2 separate regions of the Homo sapiens genome follow, and region 2 is linked to region 1. The links are chromatin loops, found by intact Hi-C in ENCODE. Cell type or tissue: GM12878. All regions are shown on one strand.

Region 1 (8,000 bases):
CAGAAGGACTACTTGAGGCCAGAAGTTTGAGACTAGCCTGAGCAATATAGAAAATCCTGTCTTACATGAAATACAGAAAGAAAGAGAGACAGATGGAAGGAGGAAGGGAGGGAGGGGGAGAAAGAGAATGAGAGAAAGAGAGAGGAGAGAGGGAGGGAGGAGGAGGGAGGGGGAAAGAGAGAAAGAAAGAAAGACAGAAAGAAAGAAAGACAGACAGACAGACAGACAGACAGACAGAAAGAAAGAAAGAAAGAAAGAAAGAAAGAAAGAAAGAAAGAAAGAGGGAGGGAAGGAAGGAAGGAAATAGAGAGAAAGAAAGAAGAGGGAGGGAGGGAGGGAGGAATGAAGGAAGGAAGAAAGGAAAGTAGGAAGGAAAGAGAGAAAGAAAGAGAGAGAGAGAAAGAAAGAAAGAAAGAAAAAAGAAGGAGGGAGGAAGGAAGAAGGGAAGGAAGGAAGGAAGGGGGAAGGAAGGAAGGAGGGAAGGAGGGAAGGAAGGAAGGAGGGAAGGAGGGAAGGAAGGAGGGAAGGAGGGAAGGAAGGAAGGAGGGAAGGAAGGAAGGAGGGAAGGAAGGAAGGAAGGAAGGAGCTGCAAAACGGCATGGACCAGAAACCTCTTAGTGGAGATCTCTGTATTGCTTGTCTATCTGGGTGGTGGGCATTCTGCCTACCCTAGACTCAGTCTCAAGCAGGGAGGCCAGTATTTTTCATACTGGAATTCCTACCTAGACTGTGTCTCTAATGGATGCATGTACTTTGCCACTTTAGTTACTTACTGTATTAATGAAGAAAATGTGACAAAGACTCATGAATATTTGGTCAGTTGTATTGGTTAAAAAGTCATTACTATTGTGGGTTTATGAGTTTTTGACAGTGTTTTAGAGTATTCAAAGGGTTTAACACATGCAGTGTATTGTCCCAGATAGAGCATCTACTTGAAGACAAACAGAGCTACATTCAAATCCTATCAACTTCTGCAACTTAATTATTTGTATTATCTTGGGGAAACAGATAATAATAGTGATAATAATAAAAATAGAGAGAAAGTGAGGAAAAAAGAAATAGAAATCAATCAGCAATAAATACTAAAATAAAAATAATAGGGGTTAAAGGCATAGAGAATATGGACATGGAGAAGGTTTACATAAGTGTGTTCAGGGAAAGTCCCTGTGATGAGACAATGCTGGAACCTGAAGGAACTGGAGAGGTGAGCTTTGTGTTTTTATGAGAAGAGCATTTCAAGGAGAATGGAAAACAAGTACAAATTGCCCAACCTGCCAAATGGGATTTATCCCAGGGGAGGAATATTACAAAACAGCCAGGTAGTTCTAAGAATCCAGGTGCTGACAGAAAGTGCTGGGTACTTGGCAACATGGCAAAACTCTGTCTCTACAAAAAACACAAAAAATTATCCAGGTATGGTGGCGCACACCTGTAGTTCCAGCTCTCTGGGAGGCTGAAGGGGGAGGATTGCTTGAGCCCAGGAGGTCAAGGCTGTAATGAGACAAGATCGTGCCACTGCACTCCAGCCTGGGTGACAAAGAGAGATCCTGCCTCAAAATAAATAAATAAATAAGAAAGTTCTGGGTAGAGCTGAAAAAGCAGCATATTTGGCAGAGATTCTCCACCCCATCACAATGCAGGCATAGCAGAGAAAGAAGAACTACATGGGGTCTCTAGACAGCTGGACTTGGGAAGCTGTAGAAGGCTCCACTGCTCGAGCCATGGAAGAGCATGGAAATTGCTAGAGGACTGGACTCAAAGGGGTTTTCGTCAGAGACAAGGAGCATTCAGCAATGACCCAACTGGGCCAGCAACTGAAGACTCTACAGGATCAGAGATGACAAGGCCATCAAAGTAGCTCAACCAACAGAACAAGAAGGTGGTGTGGAGGGACTCCAGCATAAACAGAGGATGGCAACCAGGTGATCTCTTCCTGCCTTAATACCACAGTTATATGGAAACCCCAGAACAACCAGGTTTTGAAATTAAGTAAGAGGAGATGAGAAATTTTAATTTTTTAGATACATAGGTTATTGAATTGATATTCATATTTCCTCAACTGTTGAGGGCAACAATAATGCAAATATATATATGTATACACACACACACACACACACACACACACACTCACACAAACATACATTTGGCATGGAATACATATATTGCAGGCCAAAACATCCTTTTTATTCCCTATTCTTCTGTGCTTTGGGATTAAGGTTATCTAAACTCTGGATATATCATCAATCATGTATACACCAAATCCTGAATGTGCTAGGTAAATAATACTCTACTGTAATTAAAAACATAAATAACCGTTGTAAATTTGCTATCAAGAAGTACAGAGTGTCTGTCATGGGATCATAAAGCAAGGCTATCTGAGCTCGTCTGGAAGATCAGGGAAGGCATTCTAATTTGGTTTGCTGAGTCAGGGAGCCGTACCACAAGCCTGTCAAGTAGGTATTATAGGTATCATTATAGTTATTTTACAGATGAGGAAAAGGGAGATAGTGTTTGCCTCTGGGGAACGTCAGGCACTGGGGTGCTAAAGAAGTGTCACAAGCTTTATTTAGACTTATCTGCAATTGTTTACATTTCATAAAGAAAATAGTTTTGTGTTTTATTTGTGTAATTAAAAATTCATTTTTACATAAGTTTAAGTAACTCATGCTGGAAGTCACCCAGCAACTAAATGCCAACACTGGAATTTAACTCATTTCTATCAGGTCCCAATGCTCCTAACCAAAATGCTCTAAAAAAAAAAAAAAACCAGCCCATTTCCAACAATAAGACAATGGGTATCTACATCATAGTAAAAATATACATATAATGAGATATTTGAATTCAAGGTCTGAGGTTCAGGTGCTTTTAATGTACAGAGTAGGTCTCCAACAGATCTGCTGGCATTTGCAACCTATTACTGCTGATGGGCAAGTACTCAGAGCCCTTATTTATGTTCATCCACTGTTCTACATAAAACTTGTGACATTCCCTGGCTACTGGTGCTATAACTTGTGTATGCTGCTCTAAGGGATGAAGAAAAGACATGACACTTAAACAAACCCAAAATAAATATCAAGGGCAGCACCTGGGTCTTTGACATCTCCCTAATGGCAGAAATCTTCCCTGTTGTCAAATTTACACACTCTCATAAACCATACATTGCACACACCACCACCACCACCACCTCCGCCTCCACCACAACTGCCACCACCATTTTATCCAGCTCATCATTGGCAGAAAAGAGGGAAATTTATGGATAATTTGGAAAGTAAGAAAGAATGATAGGCCTTATTTTATCACAATGTAGGCATCGTGTTTTTCTGCTTTGGAAATGGGAAGTATATAAGTTAGGAATTCTTTACTATTACAGCAAAAATAATGCAAGACAAAAATGTAATTAAGCATGAAAGGAATTTATGTATTAGAAGACTATTGGATAGTTCTCATCATCTCTAGGAGGCCCAGAAGTTGGAAACCTCCTCCCAAATCCTGCTGCGAAACTGTCCCACAAATTGGCATCACCACCACCGCTGGGCACACACACTGCTGCTTTCAGAGCCAAAACCCCAGACACCAAGCACCATCTGCTGCTACTGGATCCCACAGCACTGACGTGGGTTGTAGCTGTCACCTCCTCACCACTCTCGCCGGCAGCATTCTGCAGTTCCTCTTTTTCATGTAACTAACTTTCGATTCACATCCTGCCACAGACACATCTGATTGGCAGGTACTATGGCATGTGCCCATGTCATAGCTAAAAGAAAGGCTGAAACATTTGTAATTTTTTATTTATGTAATGGGAGATGGGCTCCATATTATAAGGTAGGGGATTCTTCAAGAAGTTTCGGTACTGAGAAATAAAATTGAATGACAAACAGGAACCAAAAAATGCCATGGTAGAGATGAAGAGAACCCAAAACCTCTTTTTCTGTCCTTGTTTCCTTTTCTGAAACAAGTGACTAAATACTCAAAGTCCATGGGGAATATGACAGATCCATTCTAAAAACTAACACCTTCATGTTCAGCCAAGAACCAGCAAGTTCACATCTTACTTGAAGAAAACAAACCTTTGTATAAGTTGGAAGCATAGTATCACAAAGTGGCATACAGGGGTAAATAGATGCCTGATTTGCTTCCAGTCAGCCAGGCCCAATAATGTCCTTCAAGCCTGCAGAACTATTGCCTCTGATGTTCCTCCACCACCCTGAAACAGAACCAATAGCGGCTGATCTTGTGTCTACCCGCAACCTTCTCTTTCGTGACAAAGCAACATGCAAGTGGAATCCCAAGGTAAGACAAATGTTGTCATTTTAGTTAACATTGATTAAACATAGTGTTTACGTCACTAAAATCGTCAGTACTATAATCATAAGTTCTTATTCATGGGCTATGATAATAACTATGTGAAATCTATTTCTGATTAATCTTTCCACCTAGTGCTTAAATATAGAATATTACTATATTCAATACAAATATAAAAACATTTGATTTATATTTATTTAAATATATTTTTTATCCCTAGTATATTTATTAAATATATTAATATAGAGTTATGTATCTAGATCTATAAAAGGGTCAATATTTCGGCAAAAATTTTGCTATTAACTTTTCAAGGAAATTACATACTGGCTTTTAATTACAATGGCCTATGATGACACCTAGTGGCTAATGGGCATATTTTGAAATCCCCAATTTGACCAATATAAATGATTTTTAATTTTTTTAAAATAAATACAGTGATAATGTTTCCTTTTGTGGATTTTGGCACATTTTTAAAGTAAAATAAATATATCAAATTTCTCTTTCCTGTCACAAAGAAACTCTGAAAAAAGTTAACTGTAATTAAGAAAGACCACTTTTTAAAAATTGTACTTACATCGTCAGATAATATATTAGCTATCAATCATAGTTAAAAAGGAAGAAAATAACATTATGCAAGTTCAAAGTGAATGTAGGCATTGTAATCAGTTAACCCTCTAAATTTATAAAAATGTAAGGCAGAATCACTTAACGTGAAATTCCTGGGATGGAAATCATAGATTTATAGTCCTGATTGTGCCTCAAATTAGTTGTGTCCTTGAGCAAATTGTGCAATCTCTCTGTGCCTCAATTCTATAATTAGTAACATGAGAAGGTCAGAATTTACAGGCCTTTTGAGCAATTTCTTATGTGAGACTCTACAAATTGCTGTCAGTCACATGGCCTTCCTCATCTAGGCACCTGTTCCTAACACAACAGAATATGAAATGCTCCATTCTGAATTCAAGGTTTAATATATATCAGCTTTTCTGACACATATATTTTCTTTTAGATCATAAATTCATAATATGTACTTAATATTTAATTCATTTATAGTCCCAATCTTGAAATGTTTGGTAATTTCATTAGCTATTGAACAAAATGATATTAATTTTGAATGCTTCCTCAAGTTGCTTCACTAAAATGAAAAAGGAACCACTAGCATCTTTCCTTAATATTTAATAAGCATATATTTTTCACTTTATTCTAGAAATTTATAATTTTGCATAATTCTATTAAGTCTTCTCACAGACTTCCACTGTCTACATCTGAAGAGCTCTAGTCCTGATAGTTTGAACGTTTGAACTCATTTTATAGTTATCCCTCCCTCTCCGCACTAGGCACCCCCAACACACACACACACACACACACACACACACACACACACACACACGTAAATTCTTACCATCTTTGTCTTGCCATCTTTCTCTTCTTATATTTCAGTTTTCATTTTTTTCTTTTTTTAAAAAAAGTGGATTATTAAATATTTCAAGCATAGAAAAAATTGTAAGTCAATATGTAAAACACCCATGGATCTATCACTTATTTTTGTAATCTTAACATTTTGTCATATTTTATTTAGTAAAAATGGAATACTGCACAGACAATTAAGACCCCATATACCTATCCCCTGCCTCCATCTCTATCAGAAATCACTATCTATATTTAGAGTTTATAATCCACCTGCATGTCTTTATATTTTTATTACATATAACCAGGAGCAATACATGTACGGGTTTACATGTTTTAAAACATTATATAAATGTTTATATAAGTAAATATTCTTCTGCAATTTGTTTGTACAGAAGTTGTTAATTTCAATGTAGTAAAATTTACCAATCTTTTTCTTTAAGTTTTATACCTTAGTTTTTCTTTAAGAAATCTTTCTGTAGCTCAGGGTCATAACAGGTTCTGTACTAATTTTTTAATTAAATCTTTAATATTTTTGCCTTTAACCCATTGTTTTGGGTATAATGTAAGGCTGGTATCTGAGGTCATGGGCTTTTTTTTCTATATAGATAATCGGTCATCCCAGCATCAATCTATTGAATAATCCATATTGTGCTCTGATTTTCACCTCTGTAGTATTTTATTTTTCCATATGAGTAGGGCTGTTCTGTGCTGTACATTTTTCTATTTGTCTTTACTTGCACAGATATTATACCATTTTAATTTCTACAATTTTAGAGTAAACCTGGATATCGGTTCTCTCCACCATTTTGGAAAATGTCTTAATTATTTTTTACTCTTTTTTGAGGTATGAATTATAGCAAGAACTTGTCAAAGTCAAAGGAAATTGCTCTACTGTAATTTTGCTTGGAATTACATTGAATGTATAGGTTAATGAAGACAGAGTTATATTTATAATATTTTCCTCCATGAACATAATATAGCTCCTTATTTATTTAGGTTCTCTGTTTCATGAAACTACTAAGTTTTCTCTAGAAACTCTTGCACATCTCTTGTTAAATTTATTCCTAGGTTCCATATAATTTTATCACAATTTTAAATGCTATGGTTTAAGCTATATTTTATCTTTGCTTATGCTATATAAAGAAAAGCAGATTATTTTTACGTGTTAATCTTGTATTTCAACAGCGTAATTAAACTTTCTTTAGTGTCAAGTAATTTGCCTATATGTTCTTTTTAGATTTTCTTAGTAAGCTGATAGGCCTTCCCTATGACAATAATAATTTTGTCTCTTCACTGCTAATAGTTATACTTGTTTGCACTTTGCACTAGGTGTGGCCTCCAGCAAACATTTAATAGAAACAATGACAGTAATAGGACAGTACTTCAAAGGTTTTATTCTTAATATGACATTTGCTGTAAGTTTTTGGTAGAAACTCTTCACAGGATTCAGGGATTTCTCCTTTATTCCTAGTCTTCTTTATTGTAAATCAGTATTGCATATTTATCAAATACTTTTTCTGCACTTATTGGGATAATCACATGACTTTCATCTATTAATGCGATGAAATACACTAAAATATTTTATAATAGTAAAACTTCTTTGCATTCTAAAACAAGCCCAATTTAGTTCTAATGTATTCTTTTGCATATTAAAGATGAGCCTATAATTTTCCTTTCTCATGTTGTCTTTCTTCGGTTTTGATATAGAGGTTTTACTAGTTTCATAAAATGTGTTTAGAGATACACTCATTTTCTATTCTTTGGAAAGTTTATGTCATATTTGGATTTCCTGTCCTTTGCATAGTTGATTAAGGTTCCTCTAAAATTAGCTGGAGCTGGATTTGTGGTTTTGTGAGTGTGGATGAAGATAGGGGCATAGGAGGAGGTGTGCTGATGCACTAGGAGATGAAAATATTCAAATTTTCATTTAATTCCCATAATAGTTAAAGATCTATTCAGATTTTCTAATTATTTTTTGTCAGCTAAGTGACATTTTTGTAGAAATATGACCATTTATTTTTTGGTCATAGTATTCTCCTGTGATTCTGTTTCATATCTATTAGAACTGTAGATCTGTAGCCATGACCTTTTCTTATCCCTAATATTGTTAAAGGTCATCTCTCTATTTCTACTATATCACTTTTGTCAGAAAGACTTCCTTATTTTTACGTAGAAACAAATTTGTTTCTTAACCCTTTTTGTATTCCTTTTCTATTAAATTATGACAGTTGTTTTTATTTCATTAATTTGTGCTTTTACCTGTGTACTATTCCTTTCCCTCTGATTTA
Region 2 (8,000 bases), 510 kb after region 1:
AATGAAACTAAACTAGAAATCAATAATAGGAAGATAGCGAGAAAATTCTAAAATATGTCGAGTTTAAACAATACATTTCTAAATAACATGAGTCAAAGAAGAAATCTCAAGATAAATTTTAAAATATTTTGAGCTGCAAGAAAATAAAAACATAACTTACCAAAGTGTATGGGAGGAAGCGAAGTAGTGTTTAGAGGGAAATTTGTAGCATTGAATGTATATATTAGAAAAGAAGAAAGACCTAAAAATCAATAATCTAAACTTCTACCTCAGGAAACTAGAAAAAGAAGAGCAAATTAAATCTAAAGTAAGCAAAAGAAGAGAAATAATAAAAGTTAAGCATAAACTGGTAAAACTGAAAGTAAAAAAATCAGTAATCACACCAAAAGCTGGTTCTTTGAAAAGATCAATGAAATCAATGAACCTCTTAGTCACGCTAAGAAGAGAGAAGACACAAATTACTAAAATCAGAAATAAAAGAGGGGACATTTCTACAGATGACATGAACATTAAAAGGATAATAACAAATGCTGTGAACAACTATATCCCACTAATTTCATAACCTAGATAAAATGGAACCCCTTGAAAGACACAATCTGCCAAAACTCACACAAGAAGAAATGGACAATCTGAATAAACCTATATATATCAAAGACATCAAGTAAATAATTAACCCATAATTAAGTACCCAACCCATAATAATTCCCTGGAATAAACTATGACTATGTCTGGGTTGTTGTTTGCTTACTCTCTGGATGGACTGAGGCTTTTCCTTGCTAGGGAGCTATAACTCCACACACTGATTTCCCCCAAACTTTAGGAAAAGTAAAGAGAACTAACAGAGTCCTAAAACTAAAATTATCAACAGTTTCGAAAAACAAATTTCATGGCCCTTCAAATTGCCATTAGTCATGATTGATTGATGACAATAAATCAACCCCTTCTGGGACCCACAGATTATCTCTTCTTGAATTAACAGCCTCCCCCTACCCATGTATTTGAAAATTTTACTTCCAATCCTACGTTCTACCATTACAGAGTAATATAAATAAATGCTTCATGAGACTTATGCTACCTGCCGAATTATCCCTAGTAGGTTCAAGTGCATTTCCAAAATACTTACCTAAGCAGACTTTGATTGATCTAAAACCTGGCAATTTGGTCCTTTGGAAAAGGAACCAGAATAAAACTGTCCTTGGGCACTGGTGGAAAGAACCTTATTGGGTACTGTTAGCAATTGAGGTAGTGGTTTAAACTCCAAGGTAATGATGTTGGATCCATCGTTTCCAACTAAAAAGACATACCACTTTCTTCTGATTGCTGGGCATTTACTCTAACAGAAGACATAAAACTAAAGATTTTTTAGGAATTCTTCAGGAGCTAATATCTGGAGATGTGGACTGCTTTTGCCCAAGACAAAGAAACCAGACTATTTTTCTGTTTTTTTCTAATTAATTTTCTAATTTTTCAGCTCTACCACTAATCTTGCCTTTTATTGTATTTTGACATCCTCCAATGAACCAGTATTGGTAGGGCAATTATAAGGGTACTTAGATAAAAACAAAAATGATCTACAATTGCTTCTGTAGACACAGGGTCTAGGTATGTTGCCCAGGCTGGTCAGGAAAAAAATGATCTACAAATTTCAATGCTTTAACTGTTAAAAGCAACAACTTACTAATGACTTATCTTACCACTTTTTAAAATTCATTAACCTAAAAAACATAATTTCTCTGAAAAGAGAGACTTTAATCATTATTTGAGTATGAAATAAAATTAAGTATCGTTTGAAGGGACTATAGTCGAGCCTCCTAATCATGAAATCTTGGCTTCCTTGAGCTTATCTTTCCATTCATTACTTCAACATTTATTAGAAGCCTCTATCCATGTATTAACTCGATATTTACTAGGAGCTTCCATCAATTTATTGAATTCATCCATTTATTACTAATATGTACCAAATAATGTTAGACAGTAGGATATGAGGACACAGATCTATGGTGTTTCAGTTTTGTGGATGCAGGCAAATAAACTATAAAGGGAAGTAATATGGTACTGAGTGCTCTGACACAGGTATGAATAGAGAATGTGGGGATAGGTAATTGTAGCCATTTCTTTATAATGTGTGTGCTTGGGGTGAGATTCAGGAGAATACTACGGGGTGAAAACATTGGTGGAACAGAAAAAAATTTCACAAACTAACAGTTGCAGAATGGCTACAGATCATATCGGAAATGAACCACACACTTCTGTATCTGTAGTCCTCTGCGTTGTGAAAAGATTGACTTTTTTCAAAACAGGTCAAGGAATTTGGTTATGTCAAACACAAAGTTGCCTCTTTTTTCCTTCTGACATGGTAAAAGAAAAAAAACAATCCCATAGGATGTGTTTGGTTGGCCATAGTATATTGAACTTATCTTAACCGTCTCAAAACGCATGTCAAGGACACCACTGAGACTTCTGAGTACCATTTAAAAAATTGGGTAGTCTGGAAGTGTTCTAAATTGGACCGTTTGGGGTTTCTGTTAGGGCAACTTTCCCATTTACATCTTGGAACACAGCCTTTTGAATATAGCCCTTCGGGATTGGCGGGGAGAAGGGACCGCGATGGAAAAAGTCATCATCCAAAGAATGAAGAGGGAGGATCCAACATTTAGGATATTTTATTGACTTGCTAGGCGCGTTTACCTTATCTTCGTATTAACCCCATTTTCTTCATTAACCAATTGATGCTGTGAGAAGCTATGTAACTTGACGAGCAGTGCCCAGAACTGTTTTTTTTTTTTTCTGGACTCGGTCTTTTCCACTCAAAACCAACAAAAAACCAAAACTCGTTCTTTTCCACATCAAAAGCAAACAAAAAACCCCAACCCCAACCCCAAGAGCCCCACTCTTTCAAAAGGGCTTCTCCGGATCACTAAGTCCTAGAGGTCTTTGGCTAGGCCTGGGTCCGATCTAAATAGGAAGGTAATTCTAGTGTTCCGCAAATCCTTGCCGAATTCCATCCCGGCCAAAGCAGGGACCCGGGGGAGCCTCTGGTCGCACCCGAGACAGTTCGTTAAATACTCAGTGCACGTGCTGGGGATGGAAGTGCTGACCCACTGCTCAGGTACGCGCGCACCTGACGCCGCTTGGTGCGCGCCGCGGGGTACTGGGTACGTGCTCCGCGCGCGCGCGCCCGGCAAAGTTCCCCGTACGTGCGCCGTACGTGGGCGCGGTGCCCCAGCGCTCAGCGTTTCAGCGAGTGAGTGGGCTCCGTGCCCAGCTGAAGTCTGGGAGGGGCACTTTTCCAGGCGGTCGCGGCTCCCCCTGGCGGCGGATGTGCCTCGCTGGAGGGGCGCAGTCAGGCGTTCTCCGCGGGCAGCCGGCGGCGGGGCCTTGCCTTACAGCGCGGGGTCCTCGGCGGCCTGGGTGGCTACTGCCCCTGCTGCTGTCGTAGGCGAGGACGGCTGTTAGTGCTGCTGCTGTTGGTTCGTCGCGGCGGCGAAGGAGGAGGAGGAAGAGGGCGAGGCGACAAGAGAAGAAGGAGGCAGGCGCGGCGGCAGCGGCGGCGCCCCGAGCCGGCGGAGGCGAGGGGGGGGAAGATGGCGGACGTGCTTAGCGTCCTGCGACAGTACAACATCCAGAAGAAGGAGATTGTGGTGAAGGGAGACGAAGTGATCTTCGGGGAGTTCTCCTGGCCCAAGAATGTGAAGACCAACTATGTTGTTTGGGGGTAAGTCCGGCATGGCTGTGGCCCAGGGGTGGCAGGGCAGAGTTGGGCGCCCCCAGGCGACCTCTTTCTTAACCCCTCCCCCCGTTTCCCCTGGGGATGGGATAAAACGGGTGTTCGGGGAAAAGAAAGTTTCTCTCTAGAGCAGAAGTTGCACTTTTAGGGTAAGGAAAGAAGGGGCGGAGCTCTAGAGCAGTTCATCACTTAAAATTTTTGAGAAGCCCAAAGGAAAGGTACCGTGGGAGTTTCTGACTTTTACAGTTAATTTTTATCAGTAGGTATGTGTACCAGCGAAGTGTGGGACTGGTGCGCAAGGGATACCTGAACATAGGTGCACAAAGGAGCACACCGTCTGGTGCCGTAGACGCCTCTTTTTGTTCTTTATTTTTTTTTTCTCTTTTCCAGGCTGCTATGTAACTATCTCCGCTGGTCTTTGCAACTCCTGGTTTATTTCATCTCCTTTCATTGTTGGGGTGGGGGTGATTCCTGTAGAAGAGAAAAGGGAATCAACCCTGAAGTTAGGACCGGAAAGAAATTTGGTGAATTTGGAAGAGTCATAAAAGTCTGTGTTAGAGAGGTCTTCAGGAGTTGGTGAAATGAGTGAGCTTTACAGATCTAAGAAATAGATGGTGCGTGTGATTTTTCGGAAGTGTATTTTAAAGGGAAATGTTTGGGAATGTTGGTCCATGTGAAGTTTTATCAGTTTAAGTCATTCAGGAAAACTTCTAGAGACGGCTCTAACAGTCATTAGGGGCCTTTTTAATGATGTCACTGTCATTGGTGCATCGCTTCTAGAATTAGAACCTTGAGCTACAACTTCCCTACTCATTTTGTTTCTTTGAATGGAAGCTTTATGAAGAGTCGATGAAAAACTAGGGAAATTTAGTTTGTTGGTTGGTATTTATTTATTTATTTTTGAGAGGGAGTCTTGCTCTGTCGCCCAGGCTGGAGTGCAGTGGCGCGATCTTGGCTCACTGCAATCTTTGCCTCCTGGGTTCAAGTGATTCTCTTGCCTCAGCCTCCTGAGTAGCTGAGGTTGCAGGCCCCCGCCACCATGGCCGGCTAATTTATGTAGTTTAGTAGAGATGTGGTTTCACCGTGTTGGTCAGGCTGGTCTCGAACTCCTGACCTCAAATAATCTGCCCGCCTCCACTTCCCAAAGTGCTTGGATTACAGGCGTGAGCCACGGCGCCCTGCCTATTGGTTGGTTTTAAAATTTTTTTGTCTTATGATTTAATTAGCTTTATAAAATGTTGATCAAATGACATTCTGAGTTTCTGGTATTTTACCCTTTCGAATAATTTGCATAGGTAGAATTACATGTGGTTGGATTTTTAGTGAATTTTTTTTTTTTTAGACAATGGCTAAGGAGTACCTAGGGTGTGAAGTGGTTCAATCTGAGGATTAAAAAAATTCCTAAGACTCTGGTTTCTACCTCAAAGGAGGTTAACTTAGTCTGAATAGAGGAGATTAAACAGATAAGTTGATGTGAAATGCTTTCTATAAGTTGATGTGAAATGCTTTCTACAATAGCTTTTGAAGACAGCAGTCACTTCTAGTTGGGGTTATTTAGGAGAAGGTTCCATAGAATTGTCTTTGGCAAGTTCACATCCAACAAAGTTTTCTTGAATGAATGAATGAATGAACAAACAAGCTTTAAAGAATAGGTAGGAATTCTCTGGGCTAAATGATGGGTTAAGTCTTCCAAGATGAGTGAACTGTATACTTAAAGGCTGTATGCTTAAAGGCATAAAGAACTGGAAAGTAAATGTGTTGACAGCAATCCAGTGAAGCCAGTGAAAAAGGAGTGCTTATCACAGTAGATTTTAAACTTTTTCAGCAGTTTATCACACCAAGAAATTGTTTTTATTTTCTATATGTGCACATGCACATGGAAATATATACACATATAAAACACTAAACAATACTTACTCTTCTTATTGTATGCAGTGCATTTTATTTTTCTGTTCTTTTCTATTCTGAAAATAGAAAAAATATGGTTGTTAACTATTTATTGGGTTTCATAGTACAATAATTGATGGTGTGTGGTTTGAAATACATTGGTTTAGAGGAAAAATGGGACTAGAAGGTAGAAAAGTAGGTTTAGGGCTGATTATAGTGGACCATATTCAGATGGATTCAAAGATATAGAAGGGGAAAGTGTAGAAGGAAGGGTAGGATTGGAATGAGGTAATATTAGTACCTGCATTAGAGATCTTGCACCGTTAGTAGACTACATTGTTTTATCACAGGTAGAATAGCATTTTGGTTTTACATTATTGGTCTAATTTGAGGGATGCCATAACAGTCATACCCCTGAAATTCAGTGTTGTGTTTACTGTAAGAATGTGAAGGATGTTGTTCAGCAGTATCTTATTTATCAAGAGCCATAGGATAAATTTCTTTTACATTTAGCACCAGTGATAATTGTGCTTCTTCTAAGCAGTGTAATTGTTTTCTCTTATGGATCCTCTTCGATATGGATCTGGTTAGATTTCTCTATTGGTAAAGCCCAGAGCCTAATTTGGGCCTAATTCTAAAAAGTTTGTAGTACCTTAGAGTATGAATTTTTTGTATTTTCCCTACTTCTTGCTTTTTGTCATTGCCTTCCTTTGTGTTTCTTTTGTGATCATGACAGTCTATTCATTATTAGATTTTATACTTTTTTTTTGTTAGCTATGTTAAACTCATTGTTGTTAGCAAAGTTGTTTATATAAATGAATCCAGCCTGAAGAGTTGAATTAGAATTGTCAGTAAAAAAAATCTTGCCTTAATTATTTCAGGACTGGAAAGGAAGGCCAACCCAGAGAGTACTACACATTGGATTCCATTTTATTTCTACTTAATAACGTGCACCTTTCTCATCCTGTTTATGTCCGACGTGCAGCTGTAAGTAGAATTCATTTTACTTATCTATCTATTTATCAGTTTTATTTTTATTTATTTAAGAGACAGGGTCTGGCCTTGTTGCCCGGGCTAGGGTGCAGTGGTGTGATCATAGCTCATTGCAGCCTCGAACTCCTAGGCTCAAGTGATCTTCCCACCTCTGCCTTCAAGTAGCCAGGACTGCAGGCCTGTGCCACCGTATCTGGCTAATTTTTTTTGTTGTTGTTAAAGATGAGGGGGTCTTGCTGTGTTGCCTAGGCTGGTCTTGAACTCCTACCCTCAGTGGATCCTCCTGCCTCGGCCTCCCGAAGTGCTGGGATTACTGGCATGAATCACTGTGCCTGGCCAATAATTCATTTTAAAACTTTTTTTTTTTTTTTGAGATAGGATCTGGCTCTGTTGCCTAAGCTGGAGTGCAGTGGTGTGATCTCGGCTTACTGTACCCTCTACTTCTCGGGCTCAAGCCAGCCTCCCACCTCAGTCTCCTGAGAAACTGGGACTATAGGCATGGCCCACCATGCCGGGCTAATTTTTGTATTAACACATTTTTTTTTTTTTTGGCTTCGTGGTAGTAGGTATCATTTGGAATGGATAGCTTCCCTCATGGGTTTCAAATCAAAAGAATGAAAGGTTTGTATGAGTGTCTCCAGGAGAGTCAAAATTAGGTGACTGTGTGACTTACACAGACTTTTTAATCTGTGATATTTTTTCATGTAAAGTGTGGGTAATGTTTATAACAAAGGAAGTTTTAAAGGGATTTATAGAGCCAGGCTTCTTAGTGCACGCTGGTAATCCCAGCTACTTGGGACTCTAAGGCGGTAGGGTTGCTTGAGCCTAGGAGATCAAGACCAGCCTGGGCAACATAGTGAGATGCCATCTCAAGAAAAAGAAAACCCGAAACGCTAAAAGTATTTATAGAGATGTTTAGAAAAACTTGTAAGCCTGTGGAAGGACCCTGTTACTTCAGAACTCTAGTTTAATCTCAAGAAAACTTTTTTTGGTTGTAAGGATTAAGATTAGCAGACATTTAAAAAAATTGTTTCTTAATCAGTTTTGTGCAGCTGTTTTAGTACTCTGGAGAAGTTCATTTGTTTTTAGTTTTGCTTGCTTTCTCAGTGTTTGAAAATTTATTACTCAGAGGAAATATTTGGAAACAACTTGAAAAGAACTAATTTCATAAACTATGATGATGAGATTCTTCATCTGTAGGGAAGTATCATTAAGACCTAAATTATAGCAGTATATTATAATTGATAAGTAAATAAGATTCAGAGTTATTTGGATAGGATAGCTGTATGACATGGAAAAGTACTATAATGCCCACATAAAATGGCCTAAAAGATATTTAATTTTTTTAAATGAGCTTTTCCCTCAGATTATTTTTGGTAGAGTTGAACATAAA

The links. A loop is a pair of places that touch in the nucleus more often than their neighbours do. Peaks named below come from ENCODE experiments on the same cell type or tissue, not always from the same donor. Only the 100,000 strongest peaks of a DNase experiment are listed, where the experiment ranks them.
Region 2: a loop joins it to region 1, with 3 times the contacts of the local background. A loop is called at or near these places in 4 of 110 quality-filtered maps.

The regions. Positions count from the first base shown.
Region 1 is chr1:192,605,647-192,613,646 of GRCh38, forward strand. All of the region lies in intron 2 of LOC105371664 (a long non-coding RNA gene), which reads right to left. LOC107985241 (a long non-coding RNA gene) reads left to right here and starts at 3,709. Exons shown (of 2, transcript XR_001738348.2): 1 at 3,709-4,290. In GM12878, CTCF peaks have their summits at 3,594 and 4,659 (motif pointing left); a DNase peak (open chromatin) is centred at 3,635; H3K4me3 peaks cover 529 bases; H3K27ac peaks cover 1,254 bases.
Region 2 is chr1:193,118,617-193,126,616 of GRCh38, forward strand. CDC73 (cell division cycle 73) reads left to right here and starts at 3,415. Exons shown (of 17, transcript NM_024529.5): 1 at 3,415-3,715; 2 at 6,496-6,601. The coding sequence starts at 3,585. RefSeq lists enhancers at 2,912-3,558, 3,463-3,532, 3,559-4,203, 3,803-3,852 and a silencer at 3,223-3,302. In GM12878, CTCF peaks have their summits at 3,325 (motif pointing left) and 3,766; a DNase peak (open chromatin) is centred at 3,375; H3K4me3 peaks cover 3,849 bases; H3K27ac peaks cover 2,526 bases.